Regions from separate parts of the Homo sapiens genome. Here all the other regions are linked to region 3. Evidence: read pairs that join two places in POLR2A ChIA-PET (ENCODE). Cell type or tissue: OCI-LY7. All regions are shown on one strand. Links, peaks and the distances in the headings refer to the core of each region. The heading gives the core; the rest is flanking DNA.

What was found. ChIA-PET counts read pairs that join two places held together with the same protein. Peaks named below come from ENCODE experiments on the same cell type or tissue, not always from the same donor. Only the 100,000 strongest peaks of a DNase experiment are listed, where the experiment ranks them.
Region 1: POLR2A ChIA-PET joins it to region 3 with 5 read pairs; 6 of 35 experiments call an interaction of 5 or more read pairs at or near these places.
Region 2: POLR2A ChIA-PET joins it to region 3 with 5 read pairs; 2 of 35 experiments call an interaction of 5 or more read pairs at or near these places.

The regions. Positions count from the first base shown.
Region 1 is chr19:23,060,241-23,071,028 of GRCh38, reverse strand. LINC01858 (long intergenic non-protein coding RNA 1858) reads left to right here and starts at 9,764. Exons shown (of 8, transcript NR_110745.1): 1 at 9,764-9,856; 2 at 10,031-10,382; 3 at 10,711-10,788. In OCI-LY7, for the core only: no CTCF peak of the experiment used is centred there; no DNase peak of the experiment used is centred there.
Region 2 is chr19:23,191,955-23,202,742 of GRCh38, reverse strand. No RefSeq gene overlaps it. Among named protein-coding and RNA genes, the nearest start is that of ZNF724, 53 kb to the left of the region's middle. In OCI-LY7, for the core only: no CTCF peak of the experiment used is centred there; no DNase peak of the experiment used is centred there.
Region 3 is chr19:23,111,567-23,122,354 of GRCh38, reverse strand. ZNF730 (zinc finger protein 730) reads right to left here and starts at 5,330. Exons shown (of 4, transcript NM_001277403.2): 1 at 5,179-5,330. The coding sequence starts at 5,181. In OCI-LY7, for the core only: no CTCF peak of the experiment used is centred there; DNase peaks (open chromatin) are centred at 3,754 and 5,384; H3K4me3 peaks cover 2,317 bases; H3K27ac peaks cover 1,446 bases.

The sequences.
Region 1 (10,788 bases), core at 3,135-8,134, 51 kb after region 3:
GCTTTCCGAGCGCCGAAAGGGACGGCGTGCTGCGTGGTGGGTGCCTTGGGTTGGGGGGCTCCCCTGCTTGGCCTCCCACCCCTCTGGTTCCTGGCTCCTCCCCTCATTCCTGGGAGTGGGGGTGGTGGCAGCTCGATCCACCGGCTGGGATAGGGCTGGGGAAGCATGGTATGGATGGTTCAGTTGCAGGTGTCCGGGGGTGTGGCCCGGCAGGCCCCATCCCAGGTATGGCTGTGAGGGCCCGGGGGTGGCAGTCTGGGTCCCTGCCCTCTCCCACCCCGCGGGTGGGATGGTCACCGGGGGGGCAGTCCCTGCGCTTGAGCCCTTGCTCCTCTTTCCACCGCCCACATCGATCAGCAGATGGGGGTTGGGGGCGCGGTGGGAAGGAAGGTTGGCGACTTAGATGCCAGAAAAACAGCTTCAGGCCGCGAGCGCCACCCTTGGCCTGTAGGGTGGATCCGCTGGGCCTCTACCTGCTGGCTTCTCAGTCCGGCCGCCGGGTCCACCAGATGTCGGCCAAGAGTGTAGGACTTGGCCACCAGCTTGAAATATTTAAGACGGACCAGATGGCTCTCCTCGGCTGCAGAACCGCTAAGATCCAGTAGAGGGTGCGATTACTGCTCACTGCGACCTCCACCTTCCCGGGCTCACCCAGGCAATCCTTTCTTTTCGGCCTCCGAGTAGCTGAGGCTCAGGGGATCTTTCTGTTTTTGTTTTCTTTTTTTTGTTTTCCTAGCCCCACTTCAAGTTTGTTTCCACAGTACATTGAGTTGCTGTTTTTTGTTTGTTTGCTTGTTGAGACGGAGTTTTGCTCTTGTTACCCAGGCTGGAGTGCAAAGTCGCGATCTCGGCTCACTGCAACCTCCGCCTTTTGGGTTCAAGCGGTTCTCGGGCCTCAGCCTCCCGAGTAGCTGGGATTACAGGCATGTGCCACCACACTTGGCTAATTTTGTATTTTTAGCAGAGACGAGGTTTCTCCATGTTGGTCAGGCTGGTGTCGAACTCCCGACCTCAGGTGATCAGCCCGCGTTGGCCTCCCGAAGTGCTGAGATTACAGGCGTGAGCCACCGCGCCTGGCCGCTGTTTTATTTTTATTTATTTCTTTCTTTTTCTGTTTCTTTTGTCTTTCTCTTGCTCCTTCCTGCACACTGAAGTTGCTGTTGTTTTAGATTTCTTTTTTCTTCTTTTTTTTTTCTTTTTGAGTGAGGCCTTGGCCCCCAAAGTGCTGGAATTACAGGCGTGAGCCACCGTGCCTGGCTCTATCTATCTACCTATCTATCTATCATCTATCTATCTATCTATCTATCTATCTATTTTTTTTAGTAGAGACATGGTCTCAGTATGTTGTCCAGGCTGTGGTTATATATATTACTTTTTAAACTTTAATTATCATTTTTTAATAAAGATGTCTCGCCATATAGCCCCCAGGGTAGTCTTGAACTCCTGGGCTCCACGTATCCTCCCACCTTAGCCTCCCAATGTGCTGGGATTACAGGCATGAGCCGCCGTGGATGGTCTGGTCATATTTTTGATGTGTTGCTTCTTCCCACTCCAGATGCATAATCTCACCGCTGAACATTCCTGACAGTGTGATTATGACATATGACTTTACCCAGCACCAGAGTGAGTTGGTGCTCCAGCCCTGGCCCAGCCCACAGAAGAGATTGTGACATATCACTGGACCCAACACTGAGGTGATGTGATTATTCTACTGCCTTGGCACTGCACACAGGGGACATTGTGACATCACTGGGTCTTGTACCCAGGTGGTGTGAATCTTCTCTCCTGCCTTGGTTCTTCCACGGGGGGCATTGTGTCATATCGCTGGGTCCCACACATACGTTATGTGACTCTCCTGCCTGTGCCCTGTGCATGTGGGTCATTGTGACATATTGCTGGGTCCAACACCCAGGTGATATAACTCTACTGCCTAGGCCCTGCCTACAGAGGACATTGTGTCATATACCTGCACCCATCACACAGGTAATGCGGCTCTCTCTCCTGCCTGGCCCCGATCACAGAAGAGATTGTGACATATCACTGGGTGCACACCTAGCTAACATGTCTCTCCTCCTTGTCCTAGGTTCTGCTTGCAGGGGATATTGTGACATGTCAGTGAGCCTAATACTAAGGTGATATTGTGTTGGTTTGTTGGTTTGTTTGTTTTTGTATTTTTAGTAAAGATGACGTTTCTGCATGTTGGTCAGGCTGGTCTCGAACACCCGAACTTAGGTGATCCAGCCCCTCTCAGCCTACCAAAGCGCTGGGTTTACAGGTGTGAGCCACCGCACCCGGCCAGGTGACATTACTCTTTTGCCTTGGCACTGCCCTCAGAAGGCATGGTGGTATATTGCTGGGCCCAGCACCAATGTGATGTGAGTCTCCTGCCTGGACCCTGCCTACAAGGTGCATTGTGACATATCTCTGGGCCCTTTGACTATATTATGTGTCTCTCCTCTCTTAGATGTTGCCCAAAAAGAGATTGTGACATAACTTTGGGCCCAGCACCGAGGTGATGTCTCCCCTCTCCTGCCTGGGGCTTGCCCACCGAAGAGAGAGTGACTTATTGATGAGTTCAGCACACAGGTAATATGACTCTTATTCCGGCTCACAGAAGTCACTGTAACATATATCTTGGCTGATCACTGAGATTATATGACTCTCTTTTTCCTGGGACCTGTCCACAGTGGGGAATGTGACATATTGCTTGGCCCAGAACTTACATGAAGTGACTCTGTCCTTATGCCTGGGCCTTGCCCACTGGGGTGATTTTGACATGTAGCTGGGCCCAGCCTCAAGGTTATGTGACTGCACACTTCTTCCTGAGCCCTACCCACAGGGGGCATTGTGTCATATCTCTGAGACCCTCAATTAGATGATATAACTCTTTTGTTTGGACCCTCTTCTCGGGGTATTGTAACATATTGATGAGCCCAGCATCTAGGTGATGTGACTATTCTCTACTGTTTGGTCTCTACCCAAAAAGGGATTGTGTCATATCACTCTGTCAAGAACCTAGATGAGGTGACTCTCCTCTCCAGCCTGGGACCTACATACGTTGTGTATTGAGACATGTCACTGGCTTCAACACCTGGATAACACAACTCTCCTGCATGGGCCCTGCCCATAGAGGTATTATAAAATATTTTTCTATTAATCACCTAGGTGATGTGACACTCCTCTTCTGCCTGGGCCATGCCAAAAAAGTATTGTTACTTTAGTAGAGACAAGGTCTCAGTATGGTGCACTGAACCCAGCACCTAGGTGATGTGACTCTTCTCTCATGCATGGGCCCTGCCGACTAGGGTGTTTATTACATATAGCTGGACCCAGCCCCTGGGTTATGCGATTTTCTTTTTTTTCTGAGCCCTACCCACAGAGGGCATTTTGACATATTTTTGAGCCCATCATTTAGGTGATGTGACTCTCTTGCATGGGCCCTCCCCACAAAGGACAGTGTGACATATTGCTGAGCCCAGTACATAGGTGATGTGACTCTCCTCTATGGATTGGGCTTTGTCCAAGCAGGAATTGTGATGTATTGCTGGGCCCACCGCCTAGGTGATGTGACTCTCCTCTTCTGCTTAAGGCCTGCATGCTTTGTGTATTGTGACATATGCCTGGATTCAACACCAAGGTGATGTGACTTTATGACATGGGAACTGCCCACAGTATTACGACATATCTTTTTCATCACCTAGGTGATGTGACCCTTTTATTTTCCCTGTTCCTGGCACCTTTTGGGTATAGTGACATTTCACTGAGTTCAACAGCCATGGGATGGAACGCTCCTGCCTGGGCCCAGCACATAGGGGACCTTGTGACATATCTCTGCATCCGTAATCTAGGAGATTTAACTCCCCTCTTCTGCCTGCACCCTGACCACTGGGAGGGCTGTGACAAATCATTGGTCTCAGCAATCAGGTGATGTGTTTTTCCTGCTTGGGCCTTGACCACAAAGAACATTTTAACATATCACTGGGCCCAGCACCCAGATGATGTGACACTGCTGCCTGGTCTCTGCCCTCAGAGAAGTTTGTGACATATCACTGCCCCCAAACCCAGGTGATGTGACTCTACTGCTCAGTCCCTCTTCACTGGTGGGATTGTGATGCATATCTTGGCCCAGCTTACAGGTGCAATGATGACTCTCATACCTCAAAGTAACCAATAGCAGACATACTGTCTCTCATAGCCAGGATTAGGAAAATGAGTAATGTCTTGGGTCTCCTCTTTGTATGAAGATCATAAAGAATTAACACTCTCTCACATACTGTGTAAAGTTGTCAAGAGGTACAAAGAATGTCCTAACAGAACTCAGCACACAGGGGAGGTTGTGACACTCATATGCATAGCCTGCCAAGAGTAAAGACTGTCATCCTTCCACATAAACACAGCTCACTGTTGAGATTCTGAATCTCACCCAGAGGCAGACATACTTGAAAAATCAAATCACATGTGTAACTATCTTTCATAAGGGAGGTGTCTCTCAGACCAGGATCCAGCACACCTGTGAGTCTGTGACTCCACTAAGGGGACACAGTTTGCAGGAGGGATTGAGGTTCTCACACAGATCCAGACCATCATTGAGATTGTGACTCATGTTCTTAGACCCAACATCCAGGAGGTGTTATATGTCATACCTAGATCTAGAAAATGTGTTAAATTGTTAATCTCATACCTTGACCTTCATGCAGATGTGATTGTGACATACACCTCTGCCCAGCACCTGAGTGATTTGACTCTTCTGCCTGGGCCCAGTGTACAGATGGGATTGTGCCACATTGCTGGACCCAGCATTTAGGTGATGTGAGTCTTCTCTTGCCTTAGTGCTTTTCACAGAGGACATTGAGACATATCACTGGGCCTAGTACCCAGGTAATGTGACTTTCCTCTACTTCCTGGGCTTTTCCCAAGAAGGGATTGTAATATATTGCTGGGTCCAACACCTAGGGGATGTGACTCTCCTCTCCTGCCTGGTTCCTCCTGTACATTGCGTATTGTGACATGTGATTGTTTCTAACACCTTGGTGATGTGAATCTCCTGCATGGGCCCTGCTTACAGAGATGTTATAACATATCTTTTCATTCATCACCCAGGTGATATAATTCTCCTCTTTTGACTAGACCCTGCCAAAAGGGGGAATTGTGGCAAATCACTGAACCCAGCACCTAGGTGATGTGACTCTCTTGTTTTGCCTGGGCTTCGCATATTTTGGATATTGTAAAACGTTACTAGGTCCAAAACCTATGAGATTGCATGCTCCTGCCTGGGCTCTGCCCACAGGGACCTTGTGACATATATCTGCATCCATGACCTAGAATGTGTGACATTTCATATTTGCCGGTACCCTGGCCTGCACAGGAAAGATTGTGACATATCCCTGGAAGCAGACACCAGGTGATGTGGCTCTTCTGCCTCTGTCTTGTCCCCAGGGAGCATTGTAACATAGTGCTGAGCTCAGCACCCAGGTGATGTGAGTCTGTTGCCTGTGCTGTGCTTTCAGGAGAGAATTGTAACATATCCCTGGCTGAGCACCCAGGTGATGTGACACTCCTGCTTGGCTCCCTCCCTCAGGGAAGATTGTGAGATACCTTGGCTGAAATCCAGGTGATGTGACTCTCCTGCTAGCTCCCTACCTACAGGTAAAATTGTGACATATACTGTAGTCAGCTTACAAGTGCAATGATGACTCTCATACGTCAAATGAGCTATTAGAAGAAATACTGTCATAGCTCGACTTAGAAAAATGGACGACATTCTGGGTCTCCTCTTTGTATGAAGGTTATAAAGGATTGCCACCCACCTACCTATCATATAATGCCTTCAGGTGTTACAGAAAGTGTCATCACAGGGCACGGCAAACAGATGAAATTGTGTTTCTCATATGTGCACCTCACCAACCATTAGGATTATCACCGTCACACATGGAAAGAGCCCATTGCCGAGGTCTTGAATTTCCCATGCAAACACAGTCCACACTTGGAATTGTGGCTGTCATATGTGAGCCTCCAGCTACAGTTGGAATGGTGACACATTTCTAAACCCAGAACATAAGCAGATGAGGACTCTACTGTCTGGACCCAGCCAATAGGAGAGATGGCACTCATATCTGGGCTTAGGGCCACAGGTATGGTCATGGGTGTTTACAAACATGATCTCAGAGTTAATTGTCATTCTCATTCATAGTGTATAAAGCTTTGGGGTATTTTAAAGAGGGTATTAACAAGGCCCAGAACACAGGAGATTGTGATAGTTGTATGCACACCCTCCCAACAGTATACATCATCATTTTCTCAAATGAACACAGCTCACTTTTGGCCGGATGCGGTGGCTCACGCCTGTAATCCCAGGACTTTGGGAGGCCGAGGTGGGTGGATCACGAGGTCAGGAGATTGAGACCATCCTGGCTAACACAGTGAAACCCCGTCTCTACTAAAAATACAAAAAATTAGCTGGGCATGGTGGTGGACGCCTGTAGTCCCAGCTGCTCGGGAGGCTGAGGCAGGAGAATGGCATGAACCCGGGTGGCGGAGGTTGCAGTGAGCCGAGATCGTGCCACTGCACTCCAGCCTGGGCTACAGAGCGAGACTCCGTCTCAAAAAAAAAAAAAAAAAAAGGAACACAGCTCACTTTTGAGGTTCTGAATCTCACACCCATAGGCAGTCAAAGGTCGGAAACTTGACTCTCAGATGTGGATCCAGTCCACAGGTGAGTTGATGACACTCAGAGCAAGATTCAGCACACCTATGAGGCTGTGACTTCACTAATTAGACAAAGTCCACAGGAGGAGTTGAGGCGCTCAGGCACAATTTTAGTCCACCGTTGAGATTATAACTCCTGTTCTTAGACACAACATATAGAAGGGGTTAACCTCCTATACCTAAAATCATGACATGTATGGGATTGCTAGTATCATCCCTGGACCTTCCTGCAGATTTAACTGTGACATTTTCCTCTCCCCAGCACCTGAGTAATCTGACTCTCTTCCCTGGGACCAGCCCACAGATGGGATAGTGAATATTGCTGAACCCAGATCTGAGATATGACTCTATTCTTATGCATTGGTGCTGCTTGCAGAGGACATTGTGACATATCGCTGGGCCCTGCACTTAGGTGATGTGAGTCTCCTCTCCTGCCTTGGCACTGCCCATAGGGGGCATTGTGACATATCTCTGGGCCTACACCCAGGTTATATGACTGTCATGCCTGTGCCCCGACCACATAAGCAATTGTGACATATTGCTGGGTCCAACACCTGGTAATGTAATTCTACTGCCTAGGTTCTAGAACATCATGACATATCTCTTCACCCGTCACCCAGATGATGTGACTCTCATTTCCTACCTGGTCCCTGCTCACATGGGGAATTTTGACATCTCACTTGTCCCAGTGCCAAACAAATGTGACTCTTCATAAGTTCTGCTTGCGAGAGATATTAAGACATCTTGTGGAGCTTAACAACAATGTGACATTACTGTTTTGTCTTGGCCTGGACCTCAAAAGGCATTGTGACATATTGCTGGGCCCAGCAACAAGGTGACATGGGTTGTTTGTATGAACCCTGATAACAGAGAACATTGTGGCATATCTTTGGGAGCATCAACTGTTTGATGTGACTCTTTTTTTATACCAAGGCTTTGCTCATAGGAGAGATTGTGACATATCTTTTGGCCCAGAAATCAGGTGATGTGTTTCTCCTGCCTGAGCTTTGCTCACAGGGAGCATTGTGACATATCACTGGGCCTAGAACCCAAATGATGTGACTCTACTGAGTGTGCCCTGCTTTCAGGAGGAAATTGTAACGTATCTCTGACCAACCACCCAGGTGATAACACTTCTGCCTGATTCCTGTTCTCAGGGAAGATTGTGACATATCCCTGGCCCAGCACCCAGATGACGTAACTCTCCTGTGCATGCCCTATCCACACGTGAGACTGTGACATATATCTTTGTTTAGATCATAGGTGCGATGTTGACTCTCATGCCTCAAACTAGCCAATAGAAGAGATGCTGTTTCTCATAGCTAGGCTTAGGAAAATGGATAAAATCCTGGCTCTCCTCTTTAGGATGGTCAGAGAAAATTACACTCTCTCACATATTGTATAAACCCTCGGGTAATATAGTGTCATAACAGGGCCCAGCAAACAGGTGCAATTGTGTTTTTTGTATGCACGCTTTGCCAATTGTTAAGACCGTCGGCCGGGGTGGTGGCTCATGCCTGTAATCCCATCACTTTGGGAGGCCGAGGTGGGTGGATCACTTGAGGTCACGAGTTCAAGACCAGCCTGGCCAACATGGTGAAACCGTGTCTCTACTAAAATACAAAAATTACCTGGGCGTGGTGGTGAGCACCTGTAATCCCAGCTACTCCGGAGGCTGAAGCAGGAGAATTGGCTGAACCTGGGAGGTGGAGTTTGCAGTGAGCCAAGGTCTTGCCACTGCACTCCAGCCTGGGTGACGCAGCAAGACTCTGTCTCAAAAATAAAAATAAAAATAAAAATAAAAATAAAAAAGATTGTCACTCTCATCCATGGACAGAGCCCACTGGTGAGGTCTTAAATCTTACAGGTGGATGCAGTGCAGAGTTGAAATTGTGACTGTCGTATGTGAACATCAGGCAACAGCAGAGGTGGTGACTCCTTAGTAAGCCAAGCTTATAGGCAGGGGACAACTCTTATATCTGGACTGAGCCATTGCAGAGAAGTTAACTCTTATAACTGGGCATAGAGCCACAGGCACAATCATGAGTCCAAACCAGCACGAATGTCTCCCAGTCACAAAGGACTGTGACTCTTATGCATACCTTATAAAACACTTGGCTGGTACAGAGCATGTTCTAACTGGGCCCAAAGTACAGTTGAGATTTTGACACTCATATGTACACCCAGCCGACAGTAAATGTTGTCATCTTCTCACATGAACACAGCCTACTGTTGAGGTTCTGAATCTCACACAGATGCAGTTGCAAGGTGGAAAATTTACTCTCATATGTGGATCCAGTTCAAAGGTAAGTTGGTGACTTTCAGACTAAAATTTGACCCACCTGTGAGGCTGTGATTCCACTAAGGAGGCACAGTGGTAAGAGGGACTGAGTTTCTCATGCACTGATTCAGTTCATTTCAGAGACTGTGACTAGTGTACTTAGAACCAACATACAGGAGGTGTTGACTCTCATACCTAGAATCGGGATATGTACAGTATTGTTCATCTCATCCCCTGTCCTTCCTGCAGGTGTGATTTTGACATACACCTCTGCCTTGCACCTGAGTAATGTGACTCTTTAGCACCAGCACAGCCTACAGATAGGATTGTGCCACACTGCTGGACCCAGCACCTAGGTGACGTAACTCTATTCTCCTGCTTTGGTGCTACCCAAAAAGGACATTGTAACATATCTCAGAGCCTTGCTCCCAGGTAATGTGAGTCTCCTCTCCTGTCTTCCTGGTGCCCACAGAAGCAGGATATGTACAGAATTGTTGATCTCATCTGTGGACCTTCCTGCAAGCACGATTGTGCCATATGCCTCTGTATACGCAAGGGTGATTGTGCCATATGCCTCTGTATAGTTTACTCTCCTGCCTGGATTTAGCCCACAGATGAAATTGTGACATATCGCTGGACCAGAAACTAGGTGATGTGACTGTATTCTCTTGCTTCTGTGCTTTCACATGGGACATTGTGACATATCACTGGGCCTAGCACCCAGATGATGGAAGTTCTGTTTTCTGCCTTGGTACTGTCCACAGTGAGCATTGTGACATATCGCTGCTGTCCCCTACAAGTTATGTGACTCTCTTGCCTGTGCTCTGCCAACATGGGCCATTGTGACATGTTGCTGGGTCCAAAACCTAGGTGATGTAACTAATTTGTTTGGGTTCTGCCTATAGGAGTCATTGTCACATATCTCTTTGCTCATCACCCAGGTGATGTGACTTTCTTCTCCTGCCTAGTTCCTTCTCACAAAAACTAATGTGACATATTGCTGAGCCCAGTACCTAGCTGGTGTGACTCAACTCTTCTTTCTAGGTTCTGCCTGCAGAAGAGATTGTAACATGTTGCTGGGCACCTTGGGCCTGCCCTCAGAAGGCATTATGACATATTCCTGGGTCCAACACCAAGGTGATGTGCGTCTCCTGGCTGGACCCTGCCCACAGTGGGCACTGTGACATATCTCTTGGCCCATCAGATTGTTCATGTTATCCCCTTCCCTTTTTTTCCTGGTGTTTGCCCATGAGAGACATTGTGATGCATTTCTGGACCTAGCACCTAGGTGATATCTTCCTGGGACCTGTCTATATGGGTTATTGTGATACATCATGTACGTGGCCCAGTACTTACTTGATGTGACTCTCCTCTCATGCCTAGACCCTGCTCACAGGTATGATTGTGACACATAACTTGACCAAGCCCCTAGGTCATGTTACTCTCCTCTTCTTCTTGAGCCCTTCCTACAGGGAACATTGTGACACATCTCTTGGCCCCTAACCTAAGTGATGTGACTCTCCTGCCTGGGCCTTCCCCTCAAGGGGCCTTGTGACATATTGCTGGACTGAGAACCTAGGTGATGTGACTCTCCTCTACTGCTTGGGATATACCCAAGAAGAGATTTTAATATATCGTTGGGCCCCACACCTAGGTGATGTGACTCTCCTGCATGGGCTTTGCCTGCAGGGGTATGATGACATATCTTTTCTTTCATCACCCAGGTGATGCTACTCTCTACTTATGGCTGGGCCTTGACAAAAAGAGGGATTGGGACATATCCCTGGACGCTGAACCTAAGA
Region 2 (10,788 bases), core at 2,953-7,952, 81 kb before region 3:
TAGCTATAGGTCTCTTTTTTTTTTTTTTTTTTTTTTGAGACAGAGTCTGGCTCTGTTGCCCAGACTGGAGTGCAGTGGCAATCTCCGCTCCCTGCAACCTTCGCTTCCCGGGTTTAAGCGATTCTCCTACCTCAGCCTCCCGAGTAGCTGGGATTACAGGTGCGTGCCACCACGCCCAGCTAAGTTTTGTATTTTTAGTAGAGACGGGGTTTCACCATGTTGGCCAGGATGGTCTCGATCTCTTGACCTCGTGATCTGCCTGCCTTGGTCTCCCAAAGTGCTGGGATTACAGGAGTGAGCCACCGTGCCCGGCCTTTAGTTCTGTATTTTTACTGTTGCATAATGCAAACATACATCAATTTATAAACCACGTCTATTGCCAGTGGATATTTGAATTACTTCACATTTTTATCAACTCTTAAAACTACTAGACATAATTATTTGACAAAATGGTAAATTAGAAAGGTGTATCTGCCGGGCGCGGTGGCTCAAGCCTGTAATCTCAGCACTTTGGGAGGCCGAGGTGGGCGGATCACGAGGTCAGGAGATCGAGACCATCCTGGCTAACATGGTGAAACCCCCGTCTCTACTAAAAATATAAAAAATTTGGCCGGGCGCAGTGGCTCACGCCTGTAATCCCAGTACTTTGGGAGGCCGAGGGGGGCAGATCACGAGGTCAGGAAATCGAGACCATCCTAGCTAACACGGTGAAACCCCATCTCTACTAAAAATACAAAAAATTAGCCGGGCGTGGTGGCGGGCGCCTGTAGTCCCAGCTACTCGGGAGGCTGAGGCAGGAGAATGGCGTGAACCCGGGAGGCGGAGCTTGCAGTGAGCCGAGATTGCGCCATTGCACTCCAGCCTGGGTGACAGAGCGAGACTCCGTCTCAAAAAAAAAAAAAAAAAAAAAAAAAAAAAATTAGCCAGACATGGTGGCCGGCGCCTGTAGTCCAGCTACTCGGGAGGCTGAGGCAGGAGAAAGGCATGAACCCAGGAGGCAGAGGTTGTAGTGAGCCGAGATCACGCCACTGCACTCCAGCCTGGGAGACAGAACAAGACTCCGTCTCAAAAAAAAAAAAAAAAAAAGAAAGTGTATCATTTGTAGTTTCAATTAGCATTTCCATGCTTACTAATAGAGTTAGCAATTTTTATAAGTTCTTGTTTTAAGATTTGCCATCTGTCCTATTTTAAATGTTTGTCATTTCCTTGTTTATGCACACATATTCTGTAATATATATTTTCTAAATGCTGATATTTTTAACATGTTTGTTTTGTTTTTTTTTTAGATGGAGGCTCGCTCTGTCGCTCAGGCTGGAGTGCAGTGGCACGATCTTGGCTCACTGCAACCTCCGCTTCCTGGGTTCAAGCGATTCTCCTGCCTCAACCTCCCGAGTAGCTGGGACTACAGACTCCCACTACCACGCCTGCTAAGTTTTTGTATTTTTAGTAGAGATGGGGTTTCACTATATTGGCCAGGCTGGTCTTGAACTCCTGACCTCAGGTGATCCACCCGCCTCGGCCTCCCAAAGTGCTGGGATTACAGGTGTGAGCCACTGGGCCCAGCCTGTAATAGGTGTTTTTAAAACATTTTCCACTATGTGCTTTTTCCACTATTTTTACTAAAACATGTTTTTATAAGATTTTGATAATTAAACATTCTTAAAATTGATATAGTCTAATTTATACATATTTTCATGCTTTTTTTTTTTTTGAGACGAAGTCTCACTCTGTCGCTCAGGGTGGAGTGCAATGGCACAATCTCAGCTCACTGCAACCTCTGCTTTCCTGCTTCAAGTGATGCTCATGCCTCAGCCTTCTGAGTAGTAACTGAGACTACAGACATGTGCCACCACACTTCGCTAATTTTTGTGTTTTTAGTAGAGATGGGGTTTCACCATTTTGGCCTGGCTGGTCTTGAACTTCTGACCAGAAGTAATCCACCCACCTGGAGCTCACAAAGTGCTGATATTACAGGCATCAGCAACTGTGCCCAGCCTATGCACTATTTCTATATGTTTAATAAGTCTTTTTACCCCACAGTTATAATGTAGCAGGACAAGCCGCAGACAAAACCCCTCAGACACCGAGTTAAAGAAGGAAGGGCTTTATTTGGCCAGGAGCTTCAGCAAGACTCACGTCTCCAAAAACCGAGCTCCCTGAGTGAGCAATTCCTGTCGCTTTTAAGGGCTTACAACTCTAAGGGGGTCCACGTGAGGGGGTCCTGATCGATTGAGCAAGCAGGGGGTACATGACTGGGGGCTGCATGCACCGGTAATCAGAACGGAACAGAACAGGACAGGGATTTTCACAATGCTTTTCCATACAATGTCTGGAATCTATAGATAACATAACCGGTTAGGTCAGGGGTCAATCTTTAACCAGGCCCAGGGCATGGCGCCGGGCTGTCTGCCTGTGGATTTCATTTCTGCCTTTTAGTTTTTACTTCTTCTTTCTTTGGAGGCAGAAATTGGGCATAAGACAATATGAGGGGTGGTCTCCTCCTTTAATAAAAACAATGTTATCCTCTATTTTCTCCCAAAAGTTTTAAATCCTCGATCTATGTGAACAATTTTTGTGTGAGTTGCTTTGCAGAGATGCAATCTACCTAGGTAGAACAGTTGTTTAGGTACTAGTTTATTGACTAGTTCTGCTTTGCCAATATAATTGTAATACTAATTTCTCATTTTATTTTGTTGGCTGGAGCCATACATGCAATGTTTAATAAAAACGTCGACAGCAGCATCATTATCATGTTTATGACATCAAAAGACAAGCTTTCAATAGTTGTACATTTACATTTGCTGTAGTTTATTTTAGATACCTTGTATATTTAGAAAATAAAATGAAATTTTCTTTTATTTCTAGTTTGCTAAAAAGTTTTTACCAAACTCTTTTTCTGTGCCTATTATATATAGACATGTAGATTTTACAATTTCAACTTATACTGTACCAAACTTACTTATGGTTTTATTTATTTTTTACAGAGCAAAATTTAGTTTGTTAGCAATTGCTTTAACATTTTTTTCTATTTGTCTTAATGAGATTGTCTATAGTTGCTCTCATTTTGTTTCTGTCAAGCTTTGGTATTAACTCAGGAATTAAGTTATGCAGGGTTTTTTACTTACTCTATTTTTTGGAAGAGGCTAAATAATATCAACATTATGCTTTTCAGTTTTAAATTTTGAATGTCTGGAAAACTTACCAGAAAAGTTTTCTGAGACTGACATTTGTTGCCTATGTGTTAATTTCTTCTGATCTAGCATCTAGTTTACTGGTTCTGTCTTGTGCACATAAGTTCAAATGTGACTAGCGAGTTTTTCATTTTAGTTATTGTATTATTCATTCTACAACTTGGTCATTTTATTTTATTTGAGATGGAGTTTCACACTTGTTCCCCAGGCTGGAGTGCAGTGGCGCAATCTTGGCTCACTGCAACCTCTGCCTCCCAGGTTCAAGCAATTCTCCTGCTTCAGTTTCCCAAATAGCTGGGACTACAGGCACCCGCCACCACGCCCGGCTAATTTTTTTTTGTATTTTTAGTAGAGACGGGGTTTCACCGTGTTAGCTAGGATGGTCTCGATCTCCTGACCTCGTGATCCGCCTGCCTTGGCCTCCCAAAGTGCTGGGATTACAGGCGTGAGCCACCATGCCCGGCCTGAGATGAGGTTTTATCATGTTGGCCAGGCTGGTTTTGAACCCCTGATCTCAGGTGATCCACCTCAGCCTACCGAAGTGCTGGAATTACAGATGTGAGCCACCGCGCCCAGCCACAACTTAGTTATTTTTAAAACTTTTAATATTTTTTTTCCTGCCAATACTTTATCTTCTTGTAATATGGTAGGCGTAGTTGTTTTTAATATTTTCGTATCTGATAATTCTAATATTAGATGTCTTTGCAAATTTGCTTCAGTTATTTTTTTTCTGGTGTATTTCACACTGTCTTATTTATTGTGAGCTTTGTCATCTTTGATTTCTTGCTAGTCACTGCACATGAAAAATTATTTTTAAGGTTCGTTAAGGTCTGGAAGAGATGTGACCTCTTGGAGACAGCCTTGTATGCCATTCCTCGGTGTTGTGAAGAAAAGAACTGTTTGGACCATACATGTCTTTTGGAGTCCCAGGTTAATTTTGAGAGGGTTTTTATAATATTTTCCAAGTGCTAAACATCTAAAAGTACTTAATAATTTTTTAAAAAATTATTATACTAATAATTCTCAATACAAATTTTAATTCAGGTGTACTACTTGGTTCCATGAAGAGAATGCATTTGTTTTGAATATTTTCCAATAGATTGATTATGCATTATAAATTGTGAATACGTTTGTAATATGGATAAGGCAAAAAATGAGATGTTTGGATTCAAAGATGCATGAGATCACTTAGGATATTTTCTATGTAGTTGGGGAGAAAAAATATGTTAAAAAAGCTGATGCACCATGGATTGCAAGTATCTGCTTTCTGCCCTCACCTTACTTGGCTGTGCCTGGTTGCCAGCAGCCAAGATTTTGTGTGTTTGTTTGTTTGTGTGTTTGTTTGTGAAACAGAGTCTCACTCTTGTCACCTAGTCTGGAGCACAATGGTGCGATCTGGGCTCACTGCAACCTCCTCCTCCCGGGTTCAACCAATTCTCCTGCCAAGTAGCTGGGATTACAGGTGCCGGCCACCAACCACGCCTGGCTAATTTTTGTATTTTTAGTAGAGACGGGGTTTTACCATGTTGGCAAGGCTGGTCTTGACCTCCTGATCTCGGGTGATCCACTCACCTCGGCCTCCCAAAGTACCGGGATTACAGCCGTGAGCCACTGCGTCTGGCCCAGGATTTGTTTTTTTTTTTGTTTTTTTATTTTATTTTATTTTTATTTTTTTTGAGACGGAGTCTCGTTCTGTCACCCAGGCTGGAGTGCAGTGGCGTGATCTTGGCTCACTGCAAGCTCCGCCTCCCGGGTTCACGCCATTCTCCTGCCTCAGCCTCCCGAGTAGCTGGGACTACAGGCGCCCGCCACCACGCCCGGCTAATTTTTTGTATTTTTAGTAGAGACGGGGTTTCACCGTGGTCTCGATCTCCTGACCTCGTGATCCGCCTGCCTCGGCCTCCCAAAGTGCTGGGATTACAAGCGTGAGCCACCGCGCCCGGCCCCAGGATTTGTTTTTAATCATTGAAAAAGAAGTAGTAAGAAAGCCAACCTTATAGTCTCTTACATACACAAATATAAAGCAAAATTCTTCTCTGAGAGATATGCTCAGAAAAGCTAATGTGGTATCAGAGTAAGAATGTAAACAGTTGGCAGCATGGCAACATCTAGCCCTACAGGCTGGGTTGCTTTGGGAGTGAGGAGCTAACATGAAAGGCAAAAGAAAGACTAGAAAGGGATGATTCCGCCTTTGACTGTATTATATTTTTTGTTTATAAGTTAATCCAATACAGTGAATAACAAAATTATATAAATGCATTCTGTCTATAAGTATTTTTGAGATAGAGTCTCACTCTGTTGCCCAGGCTGGAGTGCAGTGGTGTGATTATAGCTCACTGCAACCTCGATCTCCAGGGCTCAAGGGGTCTTTCCACATAAGCCTCTCAAGTAGCTAGTACTGTAGTATGTATCACCATGTCCACTTACTATTTTTTTATTTGTAGTCGAGATGAGGTTTCACGATGTTGCCAAGACTCGTCTTAATCTCCTGAACTCAAACTATTTTTTCCCCTCAGCCTCCAAAGTGTTGAGATTACAGGCATGAGCCAGCACACTTGACTCATATAAGTATTATTAAATATTACAGCGAGCATTTTGGGAGGCTGAGGCAGGAGCCTCATTGCTTGAGCCAATGACTTTGAGAACAGCCTAGGCAATGTAGCAAACCCTCATCTGTAAAAAAGAAAACCGTTGGCCAGGCGTGGTGGCTCACGCCTGTAATCCCAGCACTTTGGGAGGCCGAGGTGGGTGGATCACAAGGTCAGAAGTTCGAGGCCAGCCTGGCCAACATGGTGAAACCCTGTCTCTACTAAAAATACAAAAATTAGCCAGGTGTCGTGGCACATGGCTGTAATCCCAGCTACTCGGGAGGCCGAGGCAGGAGAATTGCTTGAACCCGGGAGGTGGAGGTTGCAGTGAGCTGAGATTGTGCCACTGCACTCCAGCCTGAGTAACAGAGAGAGATTCTGTCTCAAAACAAACAAACAAACCCAAAAAACGAACCAAAAAAAAAGAGCAGAGAATGGTAATTTTCTTTTTTTGAGATGGTGTTTTGCTCTTTATTATTTATTTATTTATTTATTTATTTATTTATTTATTTTTTGAGATGGAGTCTCTCTCTGTTGCCCAGGCTGGAGTGCAGTGGTACGACCTTGGATCACTGCAACCTCCACCTCCTGGGTTCAAGCAACTCTGCTGCCTCAGCCTCCCGAGTAGTTGCAATTACAGGCACATGCTACAGCGCCTGGCTAATTTTTCTATTTTTAGTAGAGACAGGGCTTCACCATGTTGGCCAGGCCGGTCTTGAACTCCTGACCTCAGGTGATCGGCTCATCTCGGCCTCTAAAAGTGCTGAGATTACAGGTGCGAGGTACCACGCCCGGCCCAAACTTTTTAAAATCATATATTATTTTTCAAAAAAATCATTTTTTATGGCCATTTGAATAGTTGGGCTTTTGCTCATGACTCGTGCAAAAAAATTATATATTTTGCAAAATCTAATACAGAACACTTAATATTCGTATCAGACAACCATCAATATGATGTATATATTTGATATAAAAAAGTTGTTTTAGCATATTGAATTCTACATTTTTCTTTTTCTTTTTTTTTTTTTTTTTTTTTAGTTTGAGATGGAGTTTCACTCTTGCTGCCCAGGCTGGAGTGCAATGGCGACATCTCAGCTCACTGAAACCTCCACTGCCCGGGTTCAAGAAATTATCCTTCCTCAGCCTCCTGAGTAGCTGGGACTACCAATGCAAGCTGTCATGTTTACAATATTTTTTTTGAAGTTTTTTAAACAAATAAAAAACTGTGGGGCAAGTTTAAGTAAAATGGTAGTATTTCAGCAAAACTTAGCAACAGACACAAAGAAAATACAACTAAAATAGAGAAATAATTATTTAATTCAAGAAATAAATTTGTATTAAAGGGTAATAAAATCATAGTAGACTGCTTGGGTCTGTAGTAAATAATATTTAATTATTCACCTTATAGCATTTGCTGAACTACAGCTTTAGATAAAAATGATGCTGTTGGGCTAGGCACGGTGGCTCACATGTGATCCCAGCACTTTGGGAGGCCGAGGCAGGCGGATCACGAGGTCAAGTGATCGAGACCATCCCGGCCATCATGGTGAAACCCCGTCTCTACTAAAAATACAAAAAAAAAGTATCTGTGCGTGGCGTTGCGCACCTGTAATCCCAACTACTCGGGAGGCTGAGGCAGGAGAATCGCTTGAACGCAGGAGGCGCAGGTTGCAGTGAGCTGAGATCGCGCCACTGCACTCCAGCCAACCAGGCGCGGTGGCTCACGCCAGCCGAGGCAGGCGGATCATGAGGTCAGGTGATCAAGACAATCCTGGACAACATGGTGAAACCCCGTCTCCACTAAAAATACAAAAAATTAGCCAGGCGCCTGTAGTCCCAGCTACTTAGGAGGCTGAGGCAGGAGAATCGCTTGAACGCGGGATAACTGTGGTTTGTTTGGTAGTAGCCAATAGACTTCTGACAGACCAAATCAAATTATTTATTACTTCAGAAGACTATTAAGACATATCATTGCCCTCTCTTACATCTACTCATTCATCCTCAAAGTCAAATAAACAGAATAAAAACGTTAGCAGTAATCATATTTGTTCTTTTCAGTTTTAAAAAGTCACACCTTAAATGTCATAGGTGGTTCTCCATTATTAGAAGCCACAGTTTTAGTTGTCCTGGAGCCCTGGATGGTTTATAAGTATGGTCAGTAGAGTTTGAACCCATGGTTCTGCTGAGCTCACTAAAAGTGGCTGCTTCATTGTTTTCATGTTTGTTCTCAGATGTGCTGCTCTCTTGTGGGCTCTAGATGGATATTTTATTCATGGCAGCTCCAAGGATAATCCAAATTAGTAAAGAAAAATATCAGTAGCTTTGGGTACAACTTCATGCGCATTTATAAACTGACACATTGTTACTATTAGTGTGCGTATGGCAATTTACTAAGGATTAGAGGCAGCTCTACTTCATTATTTATGCAACTCAAAACTTCACTACATTTTACTAGCTTCATCTTTAAAATAGGGATAATTATATACCAGCCTCTTACATTTAAATGAAATAGCACATATAAAATACTTATGATGGGCCAGGTGTAGTGGCTCATGCCTGTAATCCCAGCACTTTGGGAGGCCGAGGCAGGCAGATCACTGGAGGTCAGGAGTTCGAGACCAGCCTGGCCAATATGGTGAAACCTGGTCTCTACTAAAAATACAAAAATTAGCCAGGTGTGGTGACGGGCACCTGTAGTCCCAGCTACTCGGGAGTCTGAGGCAGAAGAATCACTTGAACCCGGGAGGCAGAGGTTGCAGTGAGCCAAGATCATGCCACTGCACTCCAGCCTGGGCCACAGAGCGAGACTCCGTCTCAAAACAACACAAAACAAAACAAAAACAAACAAAAAAAAACCCACTTATCATTGGCTGGGCACAGCAGCCTATGCCAGCACTGATAGGCCAAGACAGGTAGACTGCTGGAGCAAAGGAGTTGGATAGCATCCTGGGCAACATAGCTACACCCCATCTGTCCAAAAAAAAAAAATGAAACAAATTAGCCAGGTGCAGTGGTGCATGCCTGTAATCTCAGCTACCTAGGAAGCTGAGGTGGGAGGATCATTTCAGCAAGAGATTGAGACTGCCATGAGCTGTGATTACACCACTGCCCTCCAGCCTGGATAAAAGAGTGAGACCCTATCTAAAAAAATTAAAAAAATAAAATGCATATCATTGATTCTAGCAGAAAATAAGCAAACAATAGATATTAAATATTATTACTAATAAATAGTATTAAATGCAAAGTTCCTTTGTTTATGAATGACTATATTATAATTTAATATTCAGCTGAGTAGGAAGGTTTTGTGGTAAGTTGTATTATTGTTTCCTGATATTTGATGACCCTCCCAAGAGAATTATATTTTCTTACCCCATAGACATCAGACTTGGCTATTTAACTTTATTTGGCCAGTGAAAATAGACTAAAGTAAGGTGTGTCCCTTCTGAGCATAAATTTTAAGAGTCAATGTGTGGTTGACCGCTTCTTTTTATTTATTTATTTATTTTTTTGAGATGGAGTCTCACCCTGTCACCCAGGCTGGAGTGCAGTGGTGCCATCTCACCTCACTGCAACCTCCACCTCCCAGGTTCAAGCAATTCTCATGCCTCAGCCTTCCAAGTAGCTGGGACTACAGGCACACGCCACCATGCTCGGCTAATTTTTTGTATCTTTACTAGAGATGGTGTTTCACCATGTTGGCCAGGCTGGTCTTGAACTCCTGACCTCGGGATCTGCCCTCCTCAGCCTCCCAAAATGCTGGGATTGCAGGCGTGAGCGTCTGCGCCCGGCCAACTGCTTCTTTTCTCTAAGCCATGAAAATCAGTAAAATGTAGAGAGAAGCCGCTTCACCAGCCTGGATTTTGGAATAAAGACAAAAACTAGTAAAAATGCAGTTAATCTGTGTAACAATTCTATGAACAAGAAACAAATCTTAGCTGGGCGCCGTGGCTCACACCTGTAATCCCAGCACTTTGGGAGGCCAAGGCGGGTGGATCACGAGGTCAGGAGATCGAGACCATCCTGGCTAACATGGAAACCCCATCTCTACTAAAAATACAAAAAATTAGCCGGGCGTGGTGGCGGGCACCTGTGGTCCCAGCTACTCGGGAGGCTGAGGCAGGAGAATGGCGTGAACCCGGGAGGCGGAGCTTGCAGTGAGCCGAGATTGCACCACTGCACTCCAGCCTGGGCGACAGAGCGAGACTCCGTCTCAAGAAAAAAAAAAAGTAAAAGTAAAAATTTCATTGTTACAATAAATCTCAGAGAAATGCATTGAATTTATTAATTATGCAAGAATAGAAAAGAGTTAAGAAAATCTCAGTAGGATTAGAAAGAGAAGGTAGAATGGCCGGGATTGGTGGCACTTTGGGAGGCCTAGGAGGATGGATCACAAGGTCAGGAGCTCGAGACCAGCCTGGCCAATATGGTGAAACCCCGTCTTTACTAAAAATACAAAAATTAGCCGGGCATGGTGGCACGTGCCTGTAGTCCCAACTACTTGGAGGCTGAGGCAGGAGAATTGCTTGAACCCGGGAGGCAAAGTTTCCAGTGAGCTGAGATCATGCCTCTGCACTTCAGCCTGGGGGACAGAGTGAGACTCCATCTCAAAAAAACAAAAAAAAAAAAAGAAAGAGAAGGTAGAAAATTGGCATGATAATGGAAGTAAAACTTTTACATAATCATAAAGCAAAGAAGATGCAAAGTCAATCCTATTTAATTAAAAATTGTATACTTTTAATAATTATGCTTTTTAAAATGTTATTACATATATTTGACCATGAAGTTTATAGTTTAGTAGTATTAAGTGTATTAAAATTGTTATGCAATAAAAAAATTAGCCAGGCATGGTGGCAGGTGCCTGTAATTTCCGCTACTCAGGAGGCTGAGGCAGGAGAATTGCTTGAACCCGGGAGGTGGAGGTTGCAGTGAGCCGATATCATGCTACTGCACTCCAGCCTGGGCGACATAGCAAGACTCAGTATCAAAAAAAAAAAAAAGTTATGCAAAAG
Region 3 (10,788 bases), core at 3,430-8,429:
CCTGGCCAGTATGGCAAAACTCAGTCTCTACTAAAAATATAAAAAAATTAGTCAAGGGTGGTGGCAGGAGCCTGTAATCCCAGCTACTTGAATGGCTGAGGCAGGAAAATCATTTGAACTGGGAGGTGGAGGTTGCAAGGAGCCAAGATCGTGCCATTGTATTCCAGCCTGGGCGACAAGAGTGAAACTCTGTCTAAAAAAAAAAAAAAAAAAAAAAAAAAAGCTTTAAACAAATTTGTGTCTACTTTAAAAGACTAAAAATGAAAATAAACAAAAACAAAAAAAAACCTTTGCCAAAGCAAAAACAAAGCAATGGTTCTGAGGTCCTAGATGAAGACAATTCTGAGTCAGAAAGAATAACAAAAGGTTTATATAGCTGTTACTATGATTTACATATATTTCTAAAAAGCAGAGAAAACTATCTACGTGTAATCTAAATGTTTTAAAAAAAGAGAGATGAACAAAATATCCTCCCTTACTTTCACGTAAGAGAATAAAGCCTCTTATCTTTAATTTATACTTTTTTCTACAACAGCCAAGTCTCTGGACATGTTCTTGAACACTGGACATCTGAACTTCAGTAGACACTGGATGCAGACATCTAAGCTGTAGCCTTGGGCATACGGTATGCACTTGAAAGAATGTTTATGAAAAAAAGCAGACAGAAAAAATATGTTATTAAAAATCCATGCACGCACATGAATAAAACAAGTTCTGCTGGGCATGGCAGCTCACGCCTGTAATCTCAGCACTTTGGGAGGCTGAGGCAGGTGGATCACGAGGTCAGGAGTTCAAGACCAGCCTGACCAACATGGTGAAACCTGGTCTCTACTGAAAATACAAAAATTAGCCAGGCATGGTGGCACACTCCTGTAATCCCAGCTACTCAGGAGGCTGAAGCAGCAGGAGAATCTCTTGAACCTGGGAGGCGGAGGTTGCAGTGAGCCGAGATCGTGCCACTACACTCTAGCCTGGGCAACAGAGCAAGACTCTGTCATACACACACACACACACACAAAGTTCTTAGAGAACTATGAAGAGATTTAGATTCTGACTCCTACAACACCCCATGGACACTATTAGACAGATCACTGAGGCAGAAAATTAACAAAGATATCAGAACTAAATGCTTGACCAAATAGTCCTAATAGACATCTACAACACTCTCCATCTGAAATCTACACAGTATACACTCTTCTCACCACCACGTGTCAAATACTCTAAAACTGACCACACAATCAGAAATAAAACAATTATCAGCAAATTTAATAATACCCAAATCATACCAAACACATTCTTAGGCCACAGCTTGATAAATATATAATTCAACACAAAGAAAACTACTTGAAATTATACAATTACATGGAAATTAAAGAATCTGCATGTGAATGACTTTTGAATAAATAATGAAATTAAGGTAGAAATTAAGCAGTTTTTTGAAACAAATGGGAACAAAGATACAACATACTAGAATCTCTGCAACATGGCTAAGACAGTGGTAAGAGGGAAATGTATAGCACTTTTTGATGCTCACATCAGAAAGTTAGAAAGAGGTCAATATAACAACCTAACATCATAAATAAAAGAATGAAAGAAGCAAGAGAAAACCAACTCCTAAGCTAGCAGAAGACAAGAAGATCTGAACTGATGGAGATTTAGACATGAAAAGTCATACAAATAAGAAATCTATTGAGTTAAATCTTTTGAAAAATTTAATAAGATAATAACCACTTATCTTATTATCTTATAACAAAGTTAATAAGATTAATAAACCACTAATAAGATTAGTGAAAAAAGAAGAACCAAATAAACACAATTAGAAATGACAAAAGCGACATTACCACTGACCCCACAAAAATATGAATAAGTACTGAAGTCTACTACAAACTTCTCTGTGAAAACTAGAAAATCTAAAAAAAAAAAATGGATAAATTTCTGGAAAAATCCATCTTCCCATAACTGAACAAAAACAACAAAATGAATCAGTGAATAGACCAATAACAAGCTCCAAAATTGAAATAGTAGTAAACAGCCTACCAACCAAAAGAAAGCCCAGGACCAGCCAGTTGTGCTGGCTCATGCCTGTAATCCCAGCACTTTGGGAAGCCGAGGTGGGAGGATCACCTGAGGTTAGGAGTTCGAGACCAGCCTGGCCAACATGGTGAAATACTGTCTCTACTACAAATACAAAAATTAGCCGGTCATGGTGGCACCCGCCTGTAGTCCTGGCTACTTGGGAGGCTGAGGCAGGAGAACTGCTTGAACCTGGGAGGTGGAGGTTGCAGTGAGCCGAAATCCCACCACTGCATTTCAGCCTGGGCAACAGAGCGAGGCTCTGCCTGAGAAAAAAAAAAAAAAAAAAGAAAGAAAGTGAGTCCAGGACCAGACAGATTCACAGCTGAATTCTAACAAATGTACAAAGAAAAACAAGTATTATATCTTACAAAACTATTTTAAAAAATTGAGAAGAAGGGACTCCTCCCCAACTCATTATATAAAAGCAGCATCATTCTTTTTATTTATTTATTTATTTATTTTTGAGACGGAGTCTCATTCTGTCGCCAGGCTGGAGTGCAGTGGCGCGATCTTGGCTCACTGCAACCTCTGCCTCCTAGGTTCAAGTGATTCTCCTACCTCAGCCTCCCGAGCAGCTGGGATTACAGGTGTGCACCACCACACCCAGCTACTTTTTGTATTTTTAGTAGAGACAGGGTTTCACCATGTTGGCCAAGATCATCTCCATCTCTTGACCTCCTGATCCACCCACCTCAGCCTCCCAAAGTGCTGAGATGGCGTGAGCCACTGCTCCTGGCAACAGCATCATTCTAATACCAAAATCTGGCAGAGATAAAACAAAAAAAGGAAACTTCAGGCTAATATCCTTGATGAACACTGATGTAAAAATCTTCAACAAAATACTAGCAAACCAAATCCAGCAGCACATTAAAAAGCTAATCCACTATGATCAAGTAGGTTGTATCCCTGGGATGCAAGGTTTGTTCAACATACACAAATCAATATGTTTGATTAATCAGATAAACAAACTACAGATAAAAACCACAAAATTATTTCGATACAGAAAAAGTTTTCAATAAAAGTTAATATCCTTCATGTTTAACACCCTCAACAAACTTGGCATTGAAGGCAAATAGTTCAAAATAATGAGTTATCTATGACAAACCCACAGCCAACATACTGAATGGACACAAGCTGGAAACATTCCTTCTTGAAAACTGGAGCAAGAATGCCTTCTCTCACCCCCACTATTCAACATAAAATTGGAAGTCCTGGCCAGAGCATTCAGGCAAGAGAAAGAAATAAAACACATCCAAACAGGAAGAGAGGAAATTAAAACAATCTCTGTTTGCAGATGATTCTTTTTCTTTTTATAAAATTTAGCATTAAACTCAGAAATTAAGATAACAGGATAGAGAACAGAGATATTCACTGTCACAAATTTACCCTGCAAAAATAACAACCGATGATTTCATAAATCTTGTAACTCACCCATTATCTACAACATTTGGTTGTAGAATGCTACCAAATAAAAGAATAGGTAAAATCTGCCATTTGGATACTATTTTTTCCATGAATCTCAGAGAATCCGAGGGGCAGAAATCACTTCTGTTTTTCCCTCAATACCCGCATAAGATTGGCTGACCCGCAATGTGTCTCTAAGAAAGGGAAGCTAGGTTGGGTGAAGACAATGTTAATGTCTGAAGTGGTTAGCTTTTCAAAGACACCAGGAGATTCCTCTTAGCCCCAGGGCATCCACCTGCTCTCTTGAGAGACTACACTTCATACCTCTTGTTGTCCTGTGAGAGAAAATGACCCAGAAGCTAATAATCATCAAACACTCTAGCAGACATAGCCATGGTGTGTACCCTGGTTTATTCACAGCCAGTACTGAAAACCAGGACCAGGAAAAAACTAAAGGGTGGCTGAGAATACATCATCCCATAAAAATTAAAAAAACAAAAAAAAAAAACAAAAAACAAACTTGACCCCAAAACACTTTCACAAGATCTCTGTGCCTAGGGGAGACAAAAGAAAAAGAGGCACAGAGATTTTTTTACAATACAGTGTCAGGGAATTAGTTTTGGTTTATTTTCATGGGCGATATTTACAAACAGAAAACAAATCTTTTTAAATGTCCCACCCAATGGTTTGTAAAAAAATAATTAAAATACAGTATCAAAAATGTACCCTAAAGGACAAACAGATAATAATGTGAATTAGAGAGGGAAAGTTGGCATTTGGGATAATCAGAAGAAACTGGAAATTTAGTATTTTACTGCAAGACAGAGTTAGGCTGGAGGAATGGGGGTTGAGGGGTAGACTTGAGACCCCGTTTGAGAAACATGAAAAAAAAATGCAGAAGATCAGTCTCCTGTGGAGTGTGAAAATAGTTAAGTGACAGGCAATTCGAGGTACGTGGCTGCGATGCCTGGATTCCTACTTTAAAAAAAAATGTAACTCAAATGTATTTTTTTGTAAATTACTACATTAAGGAAAACAAAATTTAGGCGTAACAAACTATAAACTGCCTATTAAGCTCTGATTACATAACCAGAAAATTTGTACGCTCAAGGTGCAAATTTAGAAACTATGTAACTGTACCTAACCGATTACTGAATTTGGGTTTTTGCATCATGCATCTTATGAAAGTCTTTCCTTCAAGCCCGTCCCATGGATAACAAGCTACACCCCATAACTGGGTGCTCTACAATTTTAGAATCATTCTTTAATTAAATTCTTTAATATTTTGGTGATGACTCCCATAAATTTTTAACAGAAGGAAAGAGGAATTGGGAACGCCACAGACCAAAGCTCTTCCCATTCATGAACCCGCAGCCCGAGTCAGGATTCTCCTCTGACGATCCTCTCTGGTTCCTGCATAATCTGGGAGAGACGCAGCGCTGCGGGTGCAGAGCTGCCCAGAGAGGGCTCCAGGGCAGGGCACAGTCACAGTGCAGGGAAGAGACAGGACGCCGGGGCCCCGGCTGTCAGCGCGGCCGCCATCGTATGGCTGAAGGGGACTGAGGCCGAGCTGGGCAAGAACTCTGGGCGCAGATTGTGAAGCTGACTGCGGGGAGGCCTGGGTCCCGCCACAGCCGCTTCCCACCGGTTCCAACCAGCCCCGTTCCCTCTCTCGGGATGTCGGACCGGCACTCTCACCATTTCTAGGCTTCCAGGGGGCCCTGGCGTCTTAGCTGTGGATCTCCCAATACCCGCAGGTCGCAGGGCCACACAGGCTGGGCTTCTACGTGCAGAGGACACAAAGCAGACAGACGAAAATTGGAGCTTCGGCGGCAGCGAGAAACAAAGGCCGCGCCAAATCCCGGAAGCCGCCCTGTCTGCTCCAGCTGCGGGCCTGATTGGACGGCCCCCCGCCCAGTGTCCCCGATTGGATAACGTTTAAGGCCCCGCCCCCTCAGGCCCTGAGTGACAGATGTGATCAGATGCTGGACTGAATGAAGAGTGACAGCGTAGGCTGCAGCCTTTTCGGGCAGGACTTCCTCCCTGAACTGAGACAGGCCCACCCCAGAGGGTACTGACTTTAACCTTTTGTGTAAGATCATATGTATTTATAAATAATACGCTATATGAATATTCACAAATCAAAAGAACATAGACCGGGCGCGGTGGCTCACGCCTGTAATCCCAGCACTTTGGGGGGCCGAGGCGGGTGGATCATCTGAGGTCAGGAGTTTGAGACCAGCCTGGCCAACAAGTGAAACCCCGTCTCTACTAAAAATACAAAAAAAAAAAAAAAAAAAAGTAGCTGGGAGTAGTGGCGCGCGCCTGTAATCCCAGCTACTCGGGAGGCTAAGGCAGGGGAATCGCTTGAACCCAGGAGGTGGAGGTTGCAATGAGCCGAGATCGTACCACTGAACTCCAGCCTGGTGACAGAGTGAGATGAAAGGAAGGAAGGAAAGGAGGAAGGGAGGAGGAGAGAAAGAGAGAGAGAAAAAGAAAGAAAGAAAAGAGAGAAAGAAAAGAAATAAGGAAAGAAAGGAAAGAAAGAAAGAAAAGAAAAGAAAAGAAAAGAAAAAGCAGAATAACCACAGGTAGATCACTATCTGGTGACCACCTTTCTTCCAGAGATCAGACACTGAACAAAGGATGATGGGGCCACAGGGGAAGAAAACTCTATGTCTTCAGATCTGTCCACAGTCTGGACCTCCAATGTTAGATATGAAGAAAACAGATTAAAGGCAAAATTATTTTGCTATTTGGCCTTGGCCCTAAGTGTCAGGATGTAGTTTTACGTTTTCTCCTGTGCGTGCGGGGACTAAGGACCAATCACATGCATACATATCTACATGTATTGCAGCGTTACTCAACATTATCTTACAACACATCTAACTTTAAATCAGGGGAAAATATTAGTACCTTTATGGAGCCCACTGTTAGAAGGTAACTAGTAATCAACCTGTCATTAAATCATGGCACCTATCTGCACTGGGTGCATGTATTAGTTAGCTATTGCAGCATAACCAACCATCCAAAACTTATTAGGTAATAATTGAGATGGTCAGCCATTTAGGCTGGGCTCACTGGGGCCATTCTTCTGGTCCCAGCTGAGCTCCTTCAGACATGTATCAACAACTGCTTCTTGACTAGGAAGCTGTGCTTCTGGGGGTAAGCTTCTGCTTCTGGGGGTGAGCTTCTGCTTCTGTCAACAGAGGCACTTTGCTTCTCTTCCCCACCCACCATGTTATGTTATCCTCCAGCTGGCTAACATGTGCTTTGTTCATGGAGAGGGCAGCATTCTGAAAGAAAAGCAGAAGCATTCAAGACCATTTGAGCCTAGGCCCCAAACTGGCACACGGTCATGTTCACAGGTTTCTACTGACCTGAGGAAATAAGGTCAGCCGTATCTAGGGTCTGGAAAACAGATTCCATATCTCAATGGGAACGGCTGTAAAAAAGCACGTGGCAAAGGATATAGGAGGGATGAAAAATTGCTGCAATTTCTGCAATTAGTATCATTCTGCCTTTTTTGCATATGTGGTTTATACAACTCTTTCACATGAAGAAACTTGTCCAAAGACCCAAAGCTACTAATTGGCTGGGCTGAACCTCAGGATAAATTCTGACTCCAAAGCTCAGGCACCTCCATAGATCAAACTATATTACTAGAGTAACTGCCACAGACCCTTGAAATTCTGGAGAGTGACACTTCTGCAAAAGAAGACAGTTTTTTTTTTTTTTAGATTTGTGCCCACATAGTACTGTTTATTATTGGAAATAATCCTGTCAAGAAATTGCAGAAGCACATGGTGGTTCACACCTGTAATCTTAGCACTTTGTGAGGCTGAGATGGGAGAATAACTTGAGCTCAGCAGTTCAAACACAGCGTGGGCGACATAGTAAAATCCTGTCTTCATGAAAAAAAATTAGCCAAGCATGATGTTGCATGCCTGTAGTCCGAGGTACTCTGTGACTAGGGCAGGAGGATGGCTTGAGTATGGAAGGTAAAAGCCGCAGTAAGCCATAATTGATTACACCACTACACTCCAGCCTGGGTGATAGAATGAGACCCCATCTCAAAAAAATTGCAGAAACATTTTGAAAGGACATAGAATAATTTGGAAAAATAGCTGAGGGATGAGTTTAGAAAATCAAAGCCCAACAACAGATTATTCATTTTTGATCAGAGAATACATTTGAAAACTTCTAAAAGAAAAACAACTTTAGGGCCGGGCATGGTGGCTCACGCCTGTAATCCCAGCACTTGGGAGGCCGAGGCGGGCGGATCATGAAGTCAGGAGATCGAGACCATCCTGGCTAACACGGTGAAACTCCGTCTCTACTAAAAATAAAAATAAATAAAAATAAATAAAATAAAAATAAAAATAAATAAAAATAAAAAAATTAGCCGGGTGTGATGGCGGGCGCCTGTATTCCCAACTACTGGGGAGGCTGAGGCAGGAGAATGGCGAGAACCCGGGAGGCGGAGCTTGCAGTGAGCCGAGATCGCTCCACTGCACTCCAGCCTGGGTGACAAAGCGAGACTCCGTCTCAAAAAAAAAAAAAAAAAAAGAAAAGAAAAAGAAAAACAACTTTAGATAAACTAAATTTAACAGAGTTTTATTGGGCAAAGAGGGATTTGCAAATTGAGTAGCCTGTGGATCCAAAGTAGGCTCTGAAATACTCCAGCACAGCAACATGATGGTGAAAGATTTATGGACAGAAGAAGCAAGGTGACATCAGAAAATAGAAGTGAAATACAGGAACAGCTAGATTGATTACAGCTTGGGATTTTCCTTATTTAAACATGGTTTGAACATTTGACATCCTTTTATTGGCCAAAACACAGTTGTTGGTACAAAAATGAGTACAGTCTATTTACACATTCAGTTAGGTTTCAGTTTACTATGTAAACAAAACAAAACAACAAAAAAACTTATTGACCAAACTTAAACATGAAAGGGGGTAGATTTAGGGTATAATTAAACAATTTCTCCTTTTTTGGTCATCTTCTAAATTTTGATAGACCAAAACTTTAGACATTGATAACACTGTCACCATCAAAAATGTACTTAGTCTCAGATTCCACTGTGAAATAGCAGAACTATGGGTTTTGTAAAGTGGAATCAAGAAATTCAGGTTATTATTTTATTATTATTTTTAAAGGTTTGAGTAGAGGGAAACCCCTTGTGTTAAGATCTGCTGTTTACAGAAGAAAAACAAAACCTACAGAATCTACCTATTTCCTTAAATTTTCAGTTTGATTTTGTCTGTTTGGACCTAGTGCACAAGCTCAGTCCAGAATGATGGCCTCTAATAATTTTGTTCAAAAAATTTTCAACAGTGCACAGTGTAACCAAAACTCAGGGCCTTAGTACCACTGTTTCCATTATTTAGGGTCTTTGTTCTTATGTCATTCCTAGGTTATGGTTTCATCATAGTTACATATGTCTTTGAGTTTCTGTCATTCCAGTTAGTGAGAGACAATTTTATATTCTACAGGTGATTGCATGAAAACATTTCTAACTTTTGAGAATACAATGCAGCAGGGAGACTACTATTTTGACTACCAGGAGGATAATACGAAGAGTTTGAAGCGTGCTTTTTAACCAGGGTCCTCATGAACCACCAACTAACATTACATAGATCAAATAATTAGCTATAGTCTACTTATTTTAACCAAACAGCCTGTTCATTAATCCCCTACAACTGCATCTCTGTAATACCCAATGTATTTCTCCATGTGCAACTACAAGAATTAGCAACTGCAGACACTTCTGTTTATACAGTAAGTAATCCAAAGAAATTATATGATTCAGCACAACTTTAGCAAAAAATTTAAAGTCTATTGTGTAACCATAGCCTTTACAGTGCAATCTGCTATAAAGCCCTATGATAGGGGATACATTTCTAACCATTGCCTCATTTACTCTAAACCAGGGGGAAAAAAGACCTATCAAAGGATGCCCATTTAGAAAAGTAATGGCACCCTGGCAATGCTCTTTAACCTATTTTGAATAAGTTCTCTTTAACTTGTGAAATAGGTTAAGAGCAGTGGACACACATTCTGTTTCTGATGAGACAACAAATGTCCCATTAAAATTTCTCACCCATATTGGCCTTCCAGTTTTTTTTTTTTTTTCTTCTATTTTTTTGAGACGAAGTCTCGCTCTGTAGCCCAGCCTGGAGGGTAGTGGCGCGATTTCAGCTCACTGCAACTTCCACCTCCCGGGTTTAAGCGATTCTCGTGCCCCAGTCTCCCACGAGTAGCTGGGATTACAGGAGTGCACCACCACGCTGACTAATTTTTGTATTTTTAGTAGAGATGGGGTTTCACTATGTTGGTCAGGCTGGTCTCAAACTCCTGACCTCATGATCTGCCCACCTCAGCCTCCCAAAGTGTTGGGATTACAGGCATTAGCCACCGTGCCTGGCCTGCCTTTCATTTTTTACCTATAAAAGATGTTATGTTTTTTCACACGTTGGCTGCAAAATTCTCTACATATAAGTATACCCAATGAGTGCACACAAAAGATGCTTTTTAAATTTCTATTGTTTGTAGAGCCATAAACAAACTTAACTAAGAGTATCATGATAGCAAATGTGTCTTGATTTTTGATCTTATTAAAAAAGCTATCTACATAAAGATATCCATCTGCTTTTTAGGAGAAATCTTTCTGGTTAGCTTTAAGATCTCCTATGGGTTTACAATTAAAGAGTCTGGAGGGGCCCTTCTAAGTTGTGAGATTATCAACCCAGCTTTCAAAGTCTTGATGTCTTGCTTCAGTGTACATGGCAGGCAGACTCAATCTCTGGGTTCTAGATAATAAAGGGTTTTACTGTCCACAGTCAGTAGACTATTAAGGCTTTCTTCACCTTAAGGCTTTCTTCATATGCTTTGTCATAATGCATTAAAGCCTTTTTGAATTTAGTAATATTAGACTTCAGTAGCAGAAGATACATGAGGTTCTCTTAGGTGCATAGGCCTTCCAATGACTATTTTTAAATGGCCAACATATTTTTTCCACTCTAAATGGATCTGATATGTCATCAATCTGCAATTACAAAAGCAATCCAGTCAATTTAGTTAGTTTTGCTCAATACTACTGTATCTATCTTTTTTTTTTTTTGAGACGGAGTCTTGTTCTATCTCCAGACTGGAGTGCAGTGGTGTGATGTCGGCTCACTGAAACCTCCGCCTCCTGGGTTCAAGCAATTCTCCTGCCTCAGCCTCCCGAGTAGCTGGGACTACAGGCATGCACCACCATGCCCGGCTAATTTTTTGTAATTTTTAGTAGAGACGGGGTTTCA